4 separate regions of the Homo sapiens genome follow, and all the other regions are linked to region 1. A link is an interaction called in ENCODE POLR2A ChIA-PET data of the cell type or tissue named here. Cell type or tissue: HepG2. All regions are shown on one strand. Region 1 has its middle 3.0 kb from the start of ZMYND8. Region 2 has its middle 6.0 kb from the start of LINC01754. Region 3 has its middle 37 kb from the start of NCOA3. Region 4 has its middle 43 kb from the start of LINC01754.

Region 1 (5,000 bases):
AGTCCCGGGGAAACAGCCAAGGGGCCAGAAAAAGGGGCTTGAGGCAGGCCTCTGAGAAGCTGGGGGAAGCAGGCAGCCCGGGGGAGCCCCGAAAAATCAGCAGAGAGCAGCCCTGGCTTCTCAGAGGAGCGAGGAGTAGCTGCTGAGGGGAGGAGGGGAGCAGAGTGGTCAAGTTTGCATAGTCATTGTCCCCATGCCTCCTTGCAAGGCAGGCCAGGGAGCCGTGGGCCTCTCGCGCCCTGCTTAGCCAGTCCTGCAGGCAAAATCAACGTGGGTTCCTGTCGCCCTGCCACGATGCCAAGGGGGACCCCTCTCGGTCCTTACCCTAAGAAAAACCCAAAGCCCTCCTCGCAGGCCACATGCCTGGATCTACAAACTTCCCTTCCCTCCCGGCCCCTCCCCCGCGGCCGAGACCTGCTAAACCTGTCAGTTAAACACAAATCTGACTTCCGTATTAGCCTGCGATGCCTTCGGCTTCCTGCCTGTTAACCCTCTCTCGGACTCGGGGCCTGGCTGGGAAAAACTAGGCCTTGAGATCGCAGCGAAGGCCTGTGGAAAAATACCAGCTGCAGCTCTCCCGGCAGATGCAGAAAGAGAGAGAGAGAGCCGCTGTCTCTCAGCCTTTGCTTCCCAGGGAGGCGTGTACCTTGTGAATCCAGGGCACAGGCAGTGCCTCTCGGGCTGAGAAGCCATTTCAATCCAGAGGGAGACAGAAAGATGGCACGCTCAGCCCGGAAACAAGAGCCCCCATTATGCGTCAGGCCTACCCCCGTAGGTCAGCCCTTCCTGCCACAATCATCCCTGTATGTGTGTGCCTGGGGGAGTTGGGCCCTCCTCGGTGGGCAGACAAATCCCCTGGGCTTCCTAAGGATTCTTGCTTCCATTTATTTGCACAGAGAACGGCTTCTTTTCGTCCCCCAAGGCAGATGGAGCAGCGATTTCACACACAGCCCTCCATTTGGCAGCCCCCCCACCCCCCCATCTCTGGCACCGCTCCCCAGTAAAATATTAACTGGTTGTTCAGAGCTGCTTACAATTCTACCCACTTCAATTGCGTTAGGAGGTCTTTGCTGGTCTCCTCCCTAAAGCTGCCTTCGCAGTTGGTCTGTACCCAGAGATAGAAAAGGACCGTAAAATGTCCCCAGCTTTCTCGCTCTCTTTCCTTCTTCGGCATTTTAAATGACAAGGTGCTTAATTAACAGGATTTTTTAAAACAGCAACCTGGAACCACAGAAGCTAAATAAACACCATTCTTTAGAGGCTGGAGAAAGCGTCCAGAGTTAACGCAGCCATATGCCAGGAGGCATAACTCCGGAGCAATAAAGTCTCCCCTCTCCTCCTAAAATTAGGACTTGTGGGCTTTCTTGTCCCACACGGTTCCCACAAAGAAAACGAAGAGCTGATGGCTTGCTTTCCCTGCCCCCCCCCAACCCCCACATGGACAACAGATGCCCACTGCTTGTACATAAATTCTTCCTGGCCGGGAATCTCATATCAAACAGGCTCAGGAACGAGCTGGGAATCGAAACTCACTGTACGGCAGGGCAGGACCCAGGCTTTATAAAAACGGACAGGATGTTGCTGTTGTTACTGTTTTAGGCTGCTGAGGCCAAGCTGCAGGGAGGGACAGCTCCATGGCCACCCAACCTGACAAAGCTCCAGGGCTCAGGACAGCAGGCCTGGGCCTCACCAAAAGGGAGGGGCCTGCTCTTCCTGGAGGTAGAAAGCTGCATGGGGAGACTAAATGGGAGGAGGCGAGAGGTGGAGGCCACAGTGAAGCAGTGCGTGCTCACCCTCCTAGCTGTGTGGGCAGCGGCCCTCCACCGCCATCCCATATGGAATGCTGTTTGTTTCTGCGGGTGCTGCTTTGAGGGGAACAAACAGGACTGTGGGGTTGGTGGCAGATCTCCCATGCAGCTAAGTCCACGAACCAATGAGGAAATAAAATATGCCGCTGGTGTGCGTGGTGGATTTTAACCTGGGATTAAAGCTTGTTGCATAAGCAGCTACAGCATCCTCCCCGCCTCCCTCCCTCTCTCTGATCACTTGATCACTTGAAATGTTTTCTGGGGCAAAGAGCAGGAAGCTGCTGGCTTATTCTGGCAGCTCTGCTCTGTTTGAGGAATGCTGTTGGCATTCGGGTAGGTCTGAGGTTATCTGGAAAACAGCAATTCGGCTGGGGACAGACACAAAAGTATGGTGGCAGATGGAATCCTGGGAGGAACACAGATTGAAAAGAAAGCCTGGGGCAGGCCTACGAAGGGCTGGTCCTGGGCTTCATGGAATGTGGCTGATAAGCAGGAAATAAAACCAAATGTTGCAGGTCTCAATCTAGAAATCCATTCAGCAGCTCCTCTTAAAGCCCCACTGCAGTGAGTATCCCAGCAGTTACTTCTAAATTAGTGCTTTACATAGACTGATTCCTGAAGTAGGTGGCATTGTTAGAAACCTGGAACTAAGCCCAGAGAGGTGAAGTGAGCTGCCCAAGGTCACACAGCTGGGAAGTGCCAGAGATCAGATGTCCACCCCGTTAGCACTTCACATCCCTAAACTCTGTACCTTCTCCTGGCTCTAAAGAAAGAAGCAAAAGCAAAGCCGAACCAAGCACAGCAGAAACAATGAGGCTGAAACCTACGAACAGCAACTGCATAATCTGTGTTTTCTTTTAGGAGGTAGACCAGTTTTTTGCTTTTTTGTTTTTTGATACAGTGTCTCGCTCTGTCGCCCAGGCTTGAGTGCAGTGGCATCATCACAACTCAATGCTGCAACCTGAAGACCCACCCTTTTGAGGTGGGTTTTCAGTATTGAATGATGGCGCTGAAGGAAACTTTTAGATTAGACTCATTCAAATGCCCCTCATTACAGATTGAGGCCCAGAGGAAGCGACCCTCTCCCTCCCAACCTCCAGCAAGATGCAAGATGTCAAGGGGGAACACTTTGCCATCTCTAAAATTAGGCTTTTATATTCCCTGAAACCAGTGGTTCAACCATGGGGGGATTTGCCCTTCAGGGGGCATTTGGCAATGCTTGGAGACGTGTGGGTTGTCACAGTTAGGGAGGTTGTATTACCGGTATCCAGTGGGTAGAGGCCAAGGATGATGCAAAACATCCTATAAGTACACAAGACCAGCCCCGCCACAACAAGGAAGTATCTGATCCAAAATGTCCAAGGTTGGGAAACCCTGGCTTTAAGCCCTTTAAGGAAAGGGAAGAAAACAGTCCAATCATTCTGCCTCTGGCTAGAAAAGCCAGCACAGGCCTAAACAAGCAGGTTCTTTGGTGATATTAATAAGCAATGAGCTAATAAAAATAGATTAAAACGTGTCTCTCTTAATATTCCCAGGGTACAGAGAGGATTGGGGTACAGAATCAGGCTGTGGGGAGCCAGGCAGAGTGTCACAGTAACAACACTGGTCTCGAGGGAGAGGAAAGGCTGGCCCCAGCTCCCTTCCCCCAGCACCTTACGAGCTGAGGCCTGGCCTCCCTGAAATGGCTCGCCCGTTCCGCTGGCCTCCAGCCAGGCGAGCAGCAGCAGGAGCGGCCCCACAAGCTGCATCCCGAGATAGCCTGTTCGGCTGCCTACAAAAATAAGCACACTTGCAGTTATCGGCCTCCAGCTACAGCAGGCCTCTCTGACCGTTACGCGAAATGGACAGGATTGAGTCAGGGAAGTGTTTTAAATATCTTGTTTTGTTTTGTTCCTTTCTGGCCAATTAGAACCGAGGCCAACTTCGGGCACGGTGACAGAAGGGCTCACCTTCAGAGCCCGGAGCTGACTGTGTCATGTTACAGCCACAAAGAGGCAGATAGGAGCCTCCCTCCCTTGGAGAAGATGCCTACTAGGAGAGGGGTGTGGGGTTTTTTGGTTTTGTTTTGTTTTTTTACCTCTTTCTAGGAGGGACTGGCAGGATTAGGCAAACGGCGGGAGGGAAAACAAAAAGGGCTAGTGGAAAGGGCAGGGGGTGGATGGTCGCCCCTCATCAGGCAGATGGCCACAGCGCGGGTGGGGCGCCGAGCAAGGGATGCAGGAGCAGAAGGAAAATGAAAAGCAGGAAAACTCAGGCCCTACTCTTTTTTCTTCCTAGCAATTACTTTTATGGGCAGAAGACTATAGATTCGTTCGCTCTGTTTCTCCCTCCCACTGGACCGGTGGTTTTGCCCCCGCAAGGGGACATTTAGCAATGCCTAGGGACATTTTGGGTTGTCTCCATTTTGGGTTGTAAGATCTTTCAGGGAAGTGGGGAGTGCTACTGGCATCTAGTGCTGCTAAACATCCTACAACACATAGGACAAGACCCCCCAGCGGAGAATTAGCCAGCCTCAAATGTCAATAGTGCAGAGGCTGAGAAACTGTGCACCAGGCTGAGCACTTCACGAGGCAAGGAAGGACCTTGTCTGAATTCTTCACCATCATGCCCTCAAGAGTTGAACACAGCACTTGACATATATTAGAGCTCAGTAGAACACCATCTCCCATCCGGATGGTTGCAAGAATCTTACCTGAGCTCTCTGCTTCCGCCCTTGCAAACGCTTGTACACATGCACTCACACACACATACACACACTGTACCACCCAGGCTGCCAGTGATCCTTTTATTTTTTTTTCTCTCCCTTTTTTTTTTTTTTTTTTTGAGACAAAGTCTCACTCTGTCGCCCAGGCTAGAGTGCAGTGGCACAATCTCAGCTCACTGCAACCTCCGTATCCCAGGATCGTGCAATTCTCCTGCCTCAGCCTCCTGAGGAGCTGGGATTACAGGCACATGCCACCACACCCAGCTAATATTTTGTGTCTTTAGTAGAGACGGGGGTTTCACCATGTTGTCCAGGATGGTCTCGATCTCCTGACCTCGTGATCCGCCTGCCTTGGCCTCCCAAAGTGCTGGGATTACAGGCGTGAGCCACCATGCCCAGCCACTTATTTATTTTATTTTATTTTTTCTGAGACACAGTCTCACTCTGTCGCCCAGGCTGGAGTGCAGTGGCGCCATCTCAGCTCACTG
Region 2 (5,000 bases), 58 kb after region 1:
GCCTCGGACTGGGTTAGTCAGAACTCTTTCAGTTTCAAGTGACAGAAACCCAACTCGAACTGGACTAAGCCTTTAGAGTGTATTAGGCTCATACAACCGAAAAGTCCCAAGAAGGCCGGGCGTGGTGGCTCACGCCTGTAATCCCAGCACTTTGGGAGGCTGAGGTGGGCGGATCACCTGAGGTCAGGTTCGAGACCAGCCTGGCTAACATGGTGAAACCCCCGTCTCTACTAAAAATACAAAAATTAGCCAGGCATGGTGGTGTGCGTCTGTAATCCCAGCTACTCGGGAGACTGAGGCAGGAGAATTGCTTGAACCTGGGAGGCGGAGGTTGCGGTGAGCCGAGATCGCGCCATTGCACTCCAGCCTGGGCAACAAGAGTGAAACTCTGTGAAAGGAAGGAAGGAAGGGAGGAAGGAAGGGAGGGAGGAAGGAAGGAATGAAGGAGGAAGGAGGAAGGAGGAAGGAGGAAGGAGGAAGGAAGGAAGGAAAGAAAGAAAGAAAGAAAGAAAGAAAGAAAGAAAGAAAGAAAGAAAAGAAAAGGAAAGAAAAGAAAAGAAAAGAAAGAAAGAAAGGACGGACCCAAGAAGGTGGATTCAGACATAGATGGCTCTAGTCTCCCTTGGCTGCCCCTAGTCTCCACTGCATTATCTTCATTCTCAGTCTCTCCCAAAGGGATGGAAGGATGGTCCTAAGGTTGCAGCCTAATTAGCCATCCAGGTGGAAAGAGGACTCTCATTTCCTCTTTATTGCTCTAGAAAAAGGTCCTGTGGGCCAGGTGCAATGGCTCATGCCTGTAATCCCAACACTTTGGGAGGCCAAGTTGGGCGGATCACGAGGTCAAGAGATTGAGACCATCTGGCCAACATGGTGAAACCCTGTCTCTACTAAAAACACAAAAATTAGCTGGGTGTGGTGGTGCAAACTTGTAGTCCCAGCTACTTGGGAGGCTGAGGCAGGAGAATCGCTTGAACCCAGGAGGCAGAGGTTGCAGTGAGCTGAGACTGCGCCACTGCACTCCAGCCTGGGCTGCAGGGCGAGACTATTCTGTCTCAAAAAAAAAAAAAAGAAGAAGGCCCTGTGGATAAGGCTCATTGAATCAGCTGGCGTGACACAACCATCCCTGAACCAATCGCTGTGATCAGTAGGGTAGGCTTCACTGATCAGTCAGCCTTGGGTCTTGTGCCTCACACCCTCCCACCAGCACTGGTGGGGGAATCTGCCCCATCTGAAACATGAACACTGGCAATCAAGAAGGGAAATAGCCGCAGGCAGGCAAAAACAACAGGTGTCCACGGCAAGCCTCTGTTCATATCCTCCCCTCTGCCTGGAGCACCCTTCACCCACTTTTCACTGTGACAGCAAGGTTATTTTTCACAGCTTTGGTAGAGCAGGCAAAAGATTAGAAGTGGCACAGCTGCCTATTAATAAGAAATTGCACTTTGGGAGGCTGAGGTGGGAGGATCCCTCGAGCCCAGGAGTTTGAGGCCAGCTTGAGCAACACAGTGAGACCCCATCTCTACAAAAAATAAATAAACTAGCCAGGTGTAGTGGTCCTGTAGTCCCAGCTACTTGGAAGCCTGAGGTGGGAGGATTGCTTGAATCCAGGAGTTTGAGGCTGCAGTGAAACCCTGTCTCTAAAAAAAAAAAGAAAGAATGTAGAGAATAACCTTGCTTGTGCTTCAGACATAGGCAGTAGAATGCCGAAATAGGCTTGTCCCTGCTCCGGAGAGCCACTTCCTAAAAAGTCAGGAATCTTAAGTCAGTTGTACACTGTAGGTAGCTTGAAATTAGCCATGGTGGAAGTATTTACACCACAGAAATGGGCAAATGCTGCAAACCAGGGCTGTTTTGTTTGTTTGTTTTTCCCTTGGAGAGCCTCTTTATCAGCACAACACTGCCAGAGAGGGGTTTGAAAAGTTCCTCTGGTCAGAGGTCAAAGAGCACTGACAATTAGCCCCAAGAAATCAGAACAGCCAGGTATGGTGGCTCATGCCTGTAATCCCAGCAGTTTGGGAGGCTGAGGCAGGAGGATCTTGAGCTCAGGATTTCGAGACCAGCCTGAGCAACATGGTGAAACTCCATCTCTACAAAAAATACAAAAAATTAGCTGCGTGGTGGTGTGTGCCCGTGGTTCCAACTACTTGGGTGGCTGAGGTGGGAGGATTGCTTGAACCCGGGAGGTTGAGGCTTCAGTGAGCTTAGATTGCGCCACTGCATTCTAAGCCTGGGTGACAGAGCAAGACCCTGTTAAAAAGAAAAGAAAGAGAAGGAAGGAAGGAGGGAGGGAGGGAAGAAAGGAAGGAGGGAAGGAAGGAAGGAAGGAAGGAGAGAAAGAAAGGAAGGCAAGACAAGGCTTGGCTTTGGGCAGAAGGGAGAAACTTATTGGGTCAAAGGAGGAACAGAAGTCTAGGTAGTTGACTTTTCTTCCAAAGTACAGATCCCTTTGAAGTAAAGCCAAGGCACTATGAGGGTCGTGACCCTGAATCATATAAGGTGCCGGCTGGTCTTTGTTTAATGCTCGCTGATCTTTGTTAAATGCACTGGTTGGTAGGATAGTGCTTTTGTCTAGAGCTAAGGTCAAAGAATATTACACTAAGGCAAAGATTTCTCCCTACTTGCAGTAGGGATCAAATAGGAAAATGAATGCAAACATTTGGAAAAGTACGAAATAGCCTCCCAAAATATTAGGCAAAAGTTAGAGAAAATGATGATTCATGCTACAATAATTACTACCTTTCCAAGGAAAAATCAAATCCTTTATGCTTCTGGCACAGTAACATTGCAATGTACATTACCACTCACTGCATTGCCTCAACAGTCATCATTTCGTGCCCCCAGGAAAGGAAAGTTACAGTGATTCGGAAAAGCAAAAAAAATCTCCACAGTTATTGACAACAGTATTCATGGAGGTTAAAGAGGCAGTTTGGCCTCATTTTATTGTGAACTCCGGTTCTTATAACAGCAAGAATAATCATCCACTTTTTTTTTTTTGTAATGCACCCTTGATGTGAAAATCCAGGAAATAAAATGTTTCCAATTCAAGATGTTCTTTCCATATAATTCCCAGCATCCTCCCTCCCTTAGCCCTGAGACCATCAGACAGGACCAAGAATCTCTCCCTCCCTTCTTTCTTCACAGATAACTTTCTCATTGGCCAGCCTGCCCTCAGCCCCTGCACTGTTAAATGCTAGCGGCTTCCTTCCTCCCTCCCTCCCTCCCTCCTTTCCTTCCTTCCTTTTTTATTTATTTATTTATTTTTTATTTATTTATTTTTTTGAGCTAGGATCTCGCTCTGTCACCCAGGCTGGAGTGCAGTTGTGTGATCATGGCTCACTGCAGCCTCGACCTCCTGGGCTCAAACAATCCTCCCCTCAGCCTCCCGAGTAGCTGGGACCACAGGCATGTGCCAGCCACCACAACTGGCTAATTTTTTTTTTTTTTTTTTTTTTTTTGAGACTGGGTCTCGCTCTGTCACCCGGGCTGGAGTGCAATGGCACGATCTCGGGTCACTGCAACCTCTGCCTCCCGGGTTCAAGTGATTCTCCTGCCTCAGCCTCCCAAGTAGCTGGGATTACAGATGCCTGCCACCACGCCTGGCTAATTTTTTTTTTTTTTTTTTGAGATGGAGTTTCTCTCTGTCACCCAGGCTGAAATGCAGTGGTACGATCTTGGCTCACTACAACCTCCCCCTCCTGGGTTCAAGCGATTCTTCTGCCTCAGCCTCCCAAGTAGCTGGGACTACAGGCGCGAGCCACCATGCCCAGCTAATTCTTGTGTTTTTAGCAGAGAGGGGGTTTCACCATATTGGCCAGGCTGGTCTCGAACTCCTGACCTCGTGATCCATCCACCTCAGCCTCCCAAAGTGTTGAGATTACAGGCGTTGAGCCACAGCGCCTGGCATTTTTTAAAAAAATATTTTAAGTAGAGACGGGGTTTCATCATGTTGACCAGGCTGGTGTCGAACTCCTGACCTCAGGTGATCCGCCTGCCTCGGCCTCCCAAAGTGCTGGGATTGCAGGCGTGAGCCACCGCGCCTGACCACAACTGGCTAATTTTCAAATTTTTAATAGAGACAGGGGTCTCACTATGTTGTCCAGGCTGGTCTTGAACTCCTGGCCTCAATCAATCCTCCTGCCTCTGCCTCCCAAAGTGGTAGGATTACAGGCGTAAGCTGCTGTGCCCGGACTACCTCTTTCTTAATATGCAAATTGTCCCCACGTAGTAGGGGCTCAAAAGGAAGGCGGTGCTGGGGTGAAAGCAGGCATCAATTTAAGCAGTTCTTAGACTAGAGCCATAAAACCAAACTACACTGTCTGTCATCACCTGAAGAGAGGGGCTGTTCCAGGCGCAGCTGGGAACACAGCAGCAAACTGGGTTTCCCAAACGTGAGTTAACCAGCATCTTACACGCGGGTTAAAATGTCCCCTTACGTTATGAGATGTAGGGAAGGGGTGGTTCCTGATCAAGAAGGCCACTTCAAACCAGATGACTTTGCTTGTCTGCATAGAGCCTGCACTGTGCATGGCTGCCCTGTGTCACAGATGGGCTCTTGCTTCCTTCTGTCAATTTCAGGAAAGATGTGTGCTGGGAGACCTGGGGCAGGAAGAGAGGGATGCCCCTAACTACATTACTCTGTAGAATCAGATTAAGATGCTCAAGTAGAGGGGCCTAGGAGAGGGAAGGAGTTCACGGAAGGGCAAGCAGAGAGGAGGAGGAATGATTTCCAGCATCCCCATCTTCCCTGTCCCTCCTGCTCCACTGCTCTGAGCACTCCCTCCCTGCACAGAGGGACTAGAAATAGGATCTCAGGGCTGGGAGAGCAATGGCTCATGCCTGTAATCCCAGCATTTTGGGAGGCTGATGTGGGAAAATCACTTGAGCCCAGGAGTTCGAGACCAGCCTGGGCAACACGGCAAAACCCCCATTTCATTATTGTTATTATTTTTAAAGACAGAGTCTCACTCTGTTGCCCAGGCTAGAATGCAGTGGAGTGAGCT
Region 3 (5,000 bases), 110 kb after region 1:
ATAAACTAGCTGCCTAAATAGAAAGAATGTTCTAGAAGGACAGAGCAGAAAGGCTCAGAGTGGTTACCTCTGAAGAAGGGTGAAGGAAAGGGTACAAGGAGAAGGCTGGGTGTGGTGGATCATGCTCATAATCCTAGCACCTTGGGAGGCTGAGGCAGGCAGATCGCTTGAGGCCAGGAGTTTGAGACCATCCTGGGCAACACAGCAAGACTCTCTAAAAAATAAATAAATGCTAGCCAGGCGTGGTGGCGCATGCCTGTAATCCCAGCTACTCAGGAGGCTGAGTCAGGAGAATTGCTTGAACCCAGGAGGCGGAGGTTGCAGTGAGCCGAGATTGCACCATTGCACTCCCGCCTAGGCAACAAGAGCGAAACTCCGTCTCAAAAAATAAAAAATAAAAATAAATAAATAAATAAATACAACTTAAAAATAATATAGGTTAACTATAATACCTAATAAAGTTTGACATTTACCTACTGCTGACCCAGTAATTCCACTCTTGGATTAAGAGAAATGTGTGCCCATGTCCATAAAAATACTTGTTCCAGGCCAGGTGTGGTGGCTCATGCCTGTAATCCTAGCACTTTGGGAGGCTGAGGAGGGCGGATCACCTGAGGAAAAAAATTAGCTGGGCGTGGTGGTGCGCGCCTGTAGTCCCAGCTACTCAGGAGGCTGAGGTAAGAGAATCGCTTGAACCCAGGAGGTGGAGGTTGCAGTGAGCTGAGATCTTGCCATTGCACTCCAGCCTGGGCAACAGGGCAAGATTCCATCTCAAAAAAAAAGAAAAAAAAATTTGTTCCAGAATGTTCATAGAAGCTTGTTTCATAATAGTCCAAACTGGAAACAACCAAGTGCCCGACAACAAGAGGGTAAACAAATGATGGTATGGTCCCAAAATGGAATTCTACTCAACAACAGCCAGGAAAGAATTACTGGGGCATCCAGCGTGACTCAATCTGAAAAGCATTATTTGAGTGAAAGAAGCCAGATACATGAGTTCATGCCGGATGCAGTGGCTCACGCCTGTCATCCCAGCACTTTGGGAAGCTGAGGCAGGTGGATCATTTGAGGTCAGGGGTTTGAGACCAGCCTGGCCAACATGGTGAGACCATGTTCCTACAAAAAATAAAAAAATTAGCCAGGCGTGGTGGCGGACACCTGTAATCCCAGCTACTTGGGAGGCTGAGGCAGGAGAATCCCTTGAACAAGGGAGGCGGAGGTTGCAGTGAGCCAAGATCATGCCTCTGCACTCCAGCCTGGGTGACAGAGCGAGACTCTGTTTCAAAAAAGAAAAAAAAGAGTTCATTCTGTATGATTCCATTTATGTGGAGTCTAAGAATAGAGAAAACTAAGGGTGATAAAGGTCAGGATAGTGGTTATCTTGTTTTGGGAAGGGGCAAGAGGGAACTTTCTGGGGGATGGAAATGTTCTGTGTCCTAGGGGATGTTTGGCACTGTCTGGAGAGGTTTTTGATTGTCACAACTGGTGGTGGGGGTGCTACTGGCATTTAGTGGGTAGAGGCCAGAGATGCTGCTAAACTGAATCTTACAATGCACAGGATTACCCCAAAACAATTATCTGGCCGGAAATGTCAATCGGGCTGAGAGTGAGAAATTTTGGTATATGATTTAAATTGCTTAAACACGATCAAGGCATTTCTGCATCCTTGTGGGCATTTGCCATTACTACAGGCAATATTTGAGTGACGGAGACGGCTAGTTATCCTTAGGATATAGAGTTGTCATTGGAAAGCAGCCAGGGACAATATTTCCCAATCCCCTTTGCATCTGGGTACAGCCTGTGATTCATTCTGCAAATAGAATGTGAGCAAAAGCAATGTGTATTAGCTCTGCACAAAGCAGTTGAGAAACATGTGCGCCTTTTCCATTCTCCTTCCCCTGCCACCACTGGATGCAGACATCAACGATGAGGCCCCAGGGATGGAGGAAAGCTGTCAGTCAACTGGCAATGCAGCGCTAGAGGAGATAAACTTCTATTATGCAAGCCTCTGAAATGTGAGCGTTATTTGTTACAGTGGCTAGCGTTACTCTAATAGAGTATTCAACAAAAAAAATATAGTCTTTGAAGGGCAGGTCTCCCAAACTGATATATTAAGGGGCAGTTAATCTCACTTGTAAATTCTCTGAGAGCAGGGATCATGTGCTACACATTTTCTTAATCTTCGATAATGCTAAGTACCATGTTGAGCAAATGACATGTTTCTTTCTCTCTCCTTCCACCCCCGCCCCCAAAGTCCTATGACTTCCTGGGTTGGAAGAGAATGTAAGTGTTCTTTTGTAATCTTTCCAGGACACCATTAATGGAACCACAGAACACCAACTTTCACACTCTAATTCCATGTGTTTTGGAATAAGATTTACTTTGCCCCATGCTCCAGAGTTGGGTCCTGATTGGCTTACATCAATCAAAGTCTTTTCTTTACCCTGGCCTTCCCACTCTGTCACCCAGGTTGGAGTGGCACAATCTCGGCTCACTGCAACCTCTGCCTCCTAGGTTCAAGTGATTCTCCTGCTTCAGCCTCCTGAGTAGCTGGGATTACAGGCACATGCCACCACGCCAGGCTAATTTTTTGTATTTTTTTAGTAGAGACAGGCTTTCACCATGTTGGTCAGGCTGGTCTCAAACTCCTGACCTCAGTTGATCCGCCCGCCTTGGCCTCCCAAAGTGCTGGGACTATAGGCGTGAGCCACCACGCCCGGCCTCCCTGGTCTTCTTGTTAGGGTTCGCAGATGAACACATCACTGAGTGAGAGGCAATGAGATCCAAGGTTTTATCTGGGACTCCGGAAGGGAAGCAGTTTCTTCCCTTTCAAGAGAAAGCCCTGAGCATATGCTTTTCTCCTGTGTGGTGGTGTCGGTTTGGGAGGCTTCAGTTACTACAGTAACTTTGCCACCAAGAGAGCAACTCTTTCAAGTTGTCAAGGATCCATAGGTATAGATAGTTCTCAGGGGCTCAAATATTGTCAGAACCTAAATTCTTTCTCTGCCTCTCTTAGTGTGTTAGATATTCTCACTCGTGATGCCACGATAATGCCCACAATTTCAGACATTCAAGTCATAACAACACGTTTCTGTTAATGAGAAAAACCTTTCCCAGCGTGCAGCGGAGTTTTTTTCTTGTCTTATTGGCTAGAGGGCATCACGTGATAAGCCTAAACCAACCACTGACAAGTGGTCTGGATCACCGTGATTGGTTCATATGTATTCCTCAGGCTGGGGTTGGGACTGGGATCCATCTCCCTGGAAGCACATGGCCAGCAGGAGAGGGGTGGACATCTGGTCCCAACCAGAATTCTCATTTAAAAAGGAAGAAAAGTTTTTGAGTAGGCCAACAATAATGTCTGCTATGTATCCTGCCATTTGTGGTGGTATATTTATCAGTCAATTGCAAGTAACAAAAAACCAAAAAGAAAAAAGATGTTAGGGAGAAATGTATTGGCTGGCACAACTCAAAAGTTCAGAGTTTCCCAGCTTCAGGCATGGCTGGATCTGAGCAACAAGGTCATAATTATTTGGTCTCTGTTTTTATTGCTCATCTCCGCTTTATTCTCAGGCAGAATCTTACCGAGTGGTGGCTCCAGCAACTACAGACTTACTTCCTACCAAGTTAGCAATTCCAGAGGAATCTTTTAGGCAACTGTTGCAACAAAAGTTTAAGAACTGAGCCTCAAAGACTTGGCTTGGATCACAACCCCATTCTTGAACCAATCACTGTACCCAGAAGGAATGAAAAATTCTAACTGGTCAAACCATTTCTTTTTTTTTTTTTTTTTTTTTTTTTTGAGATAGGTCTTTTGCTCTGTTGCCCAGGCTGGAATACATAGCTCACTGTGGCCTCAAACTCTGGGTTCAAGTGATCCTCCCACCTCAGCTTCCCAAGTAGCTGAGATTAGTGGTGTGCACCACCACGTCTAACTAATTTTTTAAATTTTTTGTAGAAACAGGGCCTTTCTATGTTGGAAGAGGGTCAGGCGGGCGACTTGAGAAATCAAGCGCTCTGTTTTACCTGTGATTTGTGTTTCATATGCTGACATACTTCCGGGGTCTTGAGTTCCTTCTCCCGTGATTTTTCACTGGGGATGGGCTGTCTGCACGTGCAATGTGTTTATTGGAGTTGTGTACGTGCTCACTTGAGGCATTCTTCCCTTACCAGTTGAATGTCCCTAGACGGTCATCAGTTAAACTTTGCCATTTTGCCTCTTAATTCCCATGCTTGAGCCCATTTACCCAGTCCTGAGATCTTACTGGGAAGCTGCTGATCACCAGTTTCAGGTTGTTGTTTTTTTTCTGCTTATTGGGAGACTGCCTTTCCCTGGAGTCGGCTGAGACCAATCATTATTTTAGAGAGATAGTTAACAACCGCCTGAGCATCACCTGATGGTCACCTCTGGTCACCTGACATTCCTGGTGTGTGTGTGTTGTGGGGGAACTCTCTCTTGCTCTGTTCATGTCTGACTAGCTACCTACTGTAACAGCTGCACCACTGCATTCCAGCCTGGGTGACAGAGCGAGACGCTGTCTCAAAAAAAAAAAAAGGTGATTTGTGGCGATGGCAAAAATCTCAAAGGCGTTACATGAGTCACTGAAATTTGGGGAACTCTGATAGACCCAGGTTCTATCCTGGACTTTATTTGGCTGAACCAAACTGAACAAAAATTCCCTTGCATGAAAACTGGTGCTGGAGGAATATTTTCTTTGATTGATTGATTGAGGCAGGGTCTCACTGTCACCCAGGCTGGCATTGAGTGATGGAATCACGGCTCACTGCAGCCTCAACTTCCCGGCCTCAGGTGATCCTCCTGCCTCAGCCTCTCAAGTAGCTGGGACCATGGGCGCACACCCAGCTACCCAGCTAATTGATTTTTGTGGGGTTTTTTTTTTTTTTTTGAGATGGAGTCTCACTCTGTCACCCAGGCTAGAGTGCAATGGCTCGGTCTCGGCTCACTGCAACCTCCGCCTCCCAAGTTCAAGCAATTCTCC
Region 4 (5,000 bases), 95 kb after region 1:
TCTGTTACTCAGGCTAGAGGTGAGTGGCACGATCACAGCTAACCTCAGCCTTGACCTACCTGGCTTAAGTGATCCTCCCACCTCAGCCTCCCAAGTAGCTGGGACCATAGGTGCAGCGTAAGCCACCACATCATTTAGCAGAAACGGGGTCTTAGTATGTTGCCCAGGCTGTTCTTGAACTCCTAGGCTCAAGCCATCCAACCACCCAATCTCTCAAAGTGCTGGGATTACAGGTGTGAGCCACCACACCCATCTCACACCATTAACTCTTTCAGTCAATCTGCATTAAGCATTTAGTATGTACTTGGTACTATGGAAAGCATCAAAGAAATTGACACTACAGGTTCTAAAAACTTTCCATTGAGGAATTAAGACTTAGTCGGTCTCTAGCTGTGTGATCTTAAGCTAGTTACTTAATGTCTCTGAGTTTCCATTTCCTGATCTATAAAATAAGGATGAAATATTGCTCTTGCAAGGCTCTTGTATATCCATGTATTCAGCAAATATAGCTTGAGTTCCTACTCAGTGTTCCACACACCTTTAGGAAGCAGAGATTCAGTAGTGCTGGGCATTGGAAGGAGTTTTCAGTGGGGATGGAATCCAGGCTGCAAAGAGAAAGCATTTGTATGTGAACGCTTCTGGAAAATTACTTAAAGCTGGGCTCAGTGGCACACGCCTGTAGTCCCAGCTGCCCAGGAAACTGGGGTGGGAGGATCTCCTGAGCCCGGGAGGCTCAGGAGGCTGCAGTGAGCCATGATTGAGTCACTGCATTCCAGCCTGGGAGACAGAGCAAGACCCCGTCTAGAAAAATAAGTAAGTAAGTAAATAAATAATGACCTAAAACCATCCCAGAAGACAGGAACATGAGTCTCTGAAGGCCTCTGTATTAGCTATCTATTGCTGTGTAACAAATTGCTTCAAAATTTAGCAGCTTAAACCAATAAAACATTTATCTCACAGTTTCTGTGGGTCAGGAATCCAGGAGTGGCTTTGCTGGGTGGTTCTGCCTCAGGGTATCTGCCCTGTTTACAGTCATGCTGTTGGCTGGGCTGCAGAGGCTGGAAGCCTCTTTGGGGCCAGATGATTTGTTTCTGAGCTTGTTCATGTGGTTGTGGTCAGAAGGTTTCAGTCCCTCATGACATGGAAGCTGGCTCCCTCACTAAGTGAGAGAGAGAGAGAAACCAAGAGAGAAGTTTTAAGAAAGAGAGAGGGGCTGGGTGTGGTGGCTCACAACTGTAATCCCAGCACTTTGGGAGGCTGAAGCGAGCAGATCACTGGAGGTCAAGAGTTTGAGACCACCCTGGCCAACATGGTGAACCCCATCTCTACTAAAAATACAAAAATTAGCCAGGTGTGGTGGTGCACGCTGTAATCACAGCTACCCAGGAGGCTGAGGCACGAGAAGCACTTGAACCTAGAAGGTAGAGGTTGCAGTGAGCCAAGATGGTGCCACTGCACTTCAGTCTGGGCAACAGAGTGAGACTCCATCTCAAAAAAAAAAAAAAAAAAAAAGAGAGAGAGAGAGAAAGAACCAAGACAGAAGCAGTATTGTCATGATGCACCATCACTTCTGCCTAATTTTACGGGTCACACAGACCACCCTGGTGCAATAGAGGAGGGCACTGCACAAGGTGGGCACACCAGGAGGCAAAGGATCATTGGATCACTGGAGGGCATTTTGGAGTCTGGCTAACACAGCCCCATGACTTTTTTGTGATTTCTCATTTTATTTTATTTATTTTTTTGAGACAGGATCTCACTTTGTCACTCAGGCTGGAGTCCAGTAGCATGATCTTGGCTCACTGCAGCCTCAACCTACCGGGCTCAAGTGATCCTCCCACCGCAGCCCCCCATAAGTAGCTGGGACTACAGGTGCACACCGCCACACTTGGCTAAATTTTTTGTGTGTGTATATTTTTAGTAGAGACAGGGTTTTACCATGTTGGCCAGGCTGGTCTCGAACTCCTGAGCTCAAGCTATCTGCCTGCTTCGGCCTCCCCAAGTGCTGGGATGACAGGTGTGAGCCACTGCATCTGGCCCTGTTCTCACTTTAAATATTCACCTTTTTCCTTCTCCTCCTCCTCTTCCTCTCCTCCTCCTCCTTCTTCTTCCTTCTTCTTCTTCTACTTTTCTTTCTTCTTCTTCTTTTTTATTTATGTTTTTGAAACAGGAAACAGGGACTCGCTCTGTCTCCCAAGCTGGAATGCAGTGGTGCAATCACGGCTCCCTGCAGTGTCAACCTTCTGGGCTCAAGCAATCCTCCTGCCTCAGCTCCCGAGTAGCTAGGACTATAGGCACATGCCACCACACCTGGCTAATTTTAAAAAATCTTTTGTAGAGACAGGGTCTCACATGTTGCCCAGGCTAATCTCGAACCCCTGGCCTCAAGCAGTCTTTCCACCTCGGCCTCCCAAAGTTCTGGGATTATAGGCATGAGCCACTACACCTGGCCTAAACATTCACTTTTATACCTAATTTTGTACTTAAATTTTGTATTTGTTTTAAAGAAGGCTCCCCCAAATTGTCTAAGCTTCAGGTACCACAAAACCTGGATCCATCCCTGGTCCTAAGACAGGTCTTCAGTTTTTTGTGACAGTGGGTGTTAGAGATTTTGTACAAAAGTTCAGAAGCTGGACTCAGCCCAGCGAAAAGGTTTGTTGATCTGCCTGGGGGAAGGTGTGGATTTCAGCCCATCCCTGTATGCCTTCACTCAATACTCCTTTGAAAGCATAAGCTGCTGGAATTAAACCAGTGGTTTTGATGTGCTTGGAGCTGAAGATAAAGTCCTGTTTGCACACTGTAATGGTGTATTTAAACATTTTGACAATTATCAGGTGAAATCTTTGGCTGTTATTGACTCCGCTCCTCTGTAAGTGATTGTGTGCGGCAGGAGAGTCTCTCCACCACATGACTGGGCCCTCACTTACAGGTTAATTGACTTGTTTGGTCGCTTTCTTCTTAAGCCACAGGAGTGGTGAAATGCAATTTTTTTCTTGTGTTCTTTCGTAACACACCAAGACAAACAAAGCTGAGTTTTAAATCCTGTTGCATTTATTAACTTTTGAGGGTCTAGCTATGAGTTTTCAGAAACAACAACCAACCACCAGCTCTTCTGATCTTGGTTTGAATCTCTATGATCTGAGATAAATTAGGTTCCCCCCAAAAAAACACACCCCCACCCCAAGTTGGACACTGAATGATGTATTGGGAATTTGTTTGATACAATAAATGTCCACTATTTATTTATTTATTTTTTGAGATGGGGTGTCTGTCACCCAGGCTGGAGGGCAGTGGTGTGATCTCAACTCACTGCAACCTCCACTTCCCAGTCTCAAGTGATCCTCCCACCTTAGCCTCCCGAGTAGCTGGGGCTACAGGCCTGTACCACCATGCCTGACTAATTTTTTGTAGAGGCGGGGTTTCACCATGTTGCTCAGGCTGTCTTCAACTCCTGGATTCAAGGGATCTCCCCCCAACCCCTGAGATGGCATCTTGTTCTGTCACCCAGGCTGGAGTGCAGTGGCACCATCTCAGCTCCCTGCAACCTCCGCCTCCCAGGTTCAAGTGACTTTCCTGCCTCAGCCTCCCAAGGAGCCGAGATAACAGGCATGCAGCATCATGCCTGGCTAATTTTTGTATTTTTATTAGAGACGAGCTTTCACCTTGTTAGCCAGGCTGGTCTTAAACTCCTGACCTCAAGTGATCTGCCTGCCTCGACCTGCCAAAGTGCTGGGATTACAGGCCTGGACTCAAGGGATCTGCCCATCTCAGCCTCCAAAAGTGCTGGGATTCCTGGCGTCAGCCGCTGGGCCTGGCCTATTATTTCTTATGAGTCTTTGGGTGGTTGCATGGCCCTTCTGTTGGTCTCACCTGGGTTTGCTCATGAAGCTGCACGTGGCTGAAGGCTCAGCCGGGACAGCCAGGTGGCTAAGTCTCTCTCATTCTGTGGGTTTTCTTTCAGAGTTTCTTCTGGTGTGGTGGTCTTGGGGCAGAGTTCCAAAAGAGTGAAAATGGAAGCTGCAAAGTTTTTCAAGGTATAAGCTCTAGACGTGTGCAGCGTCTCTTCTGCCCCACTATGTGGTTAATGTAGGTCCCAAGAAGCTCCACGTGGGTTTAAATCATGTTGGTCTTTTCAGGGCTGTATCCTCAGTATCTAGAATAGAGCCTGGTACATAGAATATTTATTGATGCAACTGAGATTATCATAGTGTATTTTTCTGTGAGCACAGCAGCTTATTCACAGCAGCAGTTTCCTAAATGGTGGCTATTTTATTATAGCTTTCCTAGGGGAGACACATAATGTAAATTTTCTGTTATTTCTTTTCTTTTTTTTTTTTTTGAGACAGAGTCTCGCTTAGTCCCCCAGGCTGGAGTGCAGTGGTGCGATCTCAGCTCACTGCAACCTCCGCCTCCCAGGTTCCAGTGATTCTCCTGCCTCAGCCTCCCGAGTAGCTGGGACTGCAGGCACCGGCCACCACACCCAGCTAATTTTTGTATTTTTAGTAAAGATGAGGGTTTCACTATGTTGACCAGGCTGGTCTCCAACTCCTGACCTCAAGTAATCCACCCGCCTCAGCCTCCGAAAATGCTGGGGTTACAGGTGTGAGCCACTGCGCCCGGCCTCAGTTATCTGCTATTTCTAGGAATACTTTAGGTTGGCACAGAATGAACACTGATCTTAACTGCTTTCCCCAACCTTCCCCCAATTCGCTGTTATCTGATACTCAGTAAACTGCCAGAGATGCATTACCAAAATAATATGGAGGTGGTCAAAATCATCATGAAGAATGTAGACATGGAATCTGTTTGCCTGCGTTCAAATCCCGGCCCCACCTCTTACTCGCTGTGAGACCTTGGATGAGTCATTTAAACGCTCTATGCTTTTGTTTCCTCATCTGTAAAATAGGCTTAATAATTGTACGTATTTCCTGAGATTGATAAAAATTAAATGGGTTAATATTTGTCAAGTGCTAACAAGAGAGGTTGGCATGCAGTCACTG

What was found. ChIA-PET counts read pairs that join two places held together with the same protein. Peaks named below come from ENCODE experiments on the same cell type or tissue, not always from the same donor. Only the 100,000 strongest peaks of a DNase experiment are listed, where the experiment ranks them.
Region 2: POLR2A ChIA-PET joins it to region 1 with 15 read pairs; 11 of 35 experiments call an interaction of 5 or more read pairs at or near these places.
Region 3: POLR2A ChIA-PET joins it to region 1 with 10 read pairs; 9 of 35 experiments call an interaction of 5 or more read pairs at or near these places.
Region 4: POLR2A ChIA-PET joins it to region 1 with 34 read pairs; 7 of 35 experiments call an interaction of 5 or more read pairs at or near these places.

What each region holds. Positions count from the first base shown.
Region 1 is chr20:47,357,207-47,362,206 of GRCh38, forward strand. No RefSeq gene overlaps it. Among named protein-coding and RNA genes, the nearest start is that of ZMYND8, 3.0 kb to the left of the region's middle. RefSeq lists enhancers at 504-853, 533-1,138, 1,139-1,746, 1,747-2,354, 1,919-2,213 and 2 more and cis regulatory regions at 1,600-1,813, 3,316-3,971. In HepG2, no CTCF peak of the experiment used is centred here; DNase peaks (open chromatin) are centred at 545, 1,765, 2,095, 3,685 and 2 weaker places; H3K4me3 peaks cover 4,163 bases.
Region 2 is chr20:47,415,595-47,420,594 of GRCh38, forward strand. No RefSeq gene overlaps it. Among named protein-coding and RNA genes, the nearest start is that of LINC01754, 6.0 kb to the left of the region's middle. RefSeq lists a silencer at 185-234 and an enhancer at 461-960. In HepG2, no CTCF peak of the experiment used is centred here; DNase peaks (open chromatin) are centred at 1,897 and 2,497.
Region 3 is chr20:47,462,789-47,467,788 of GRCh38, forward strand. No RefSeq gene overlaps it. Among named protein-coding and RNA genes, the nearest start is that of NCOA3, 37 kb to the right of the region's middle. RefSeq lists a silencer at 1,677-1,971. In HepG2, a CTCF peak has its summit at 1,674; a DNase peak (open chromatin) is centred at 1,893.
Region 4 is chr20:47,452,539-47,457,538 of GRCh38, forward strand. No RefSeq gene overlaps it. Among named protein-coding and RNA genes, the nearest start is that of LINC01754, 43 kb to the left of the region's middle. RefSeq lists silencers at 614-814, 893-1,093 and an enhancer at 1,310-1,519. In HepG2, no CTCF peak of the experiment used is centred here; DNase peaks (open chromatin) are centred at 763, 2,243 and 2,843; H3K4me3 peaks cover 628 bases.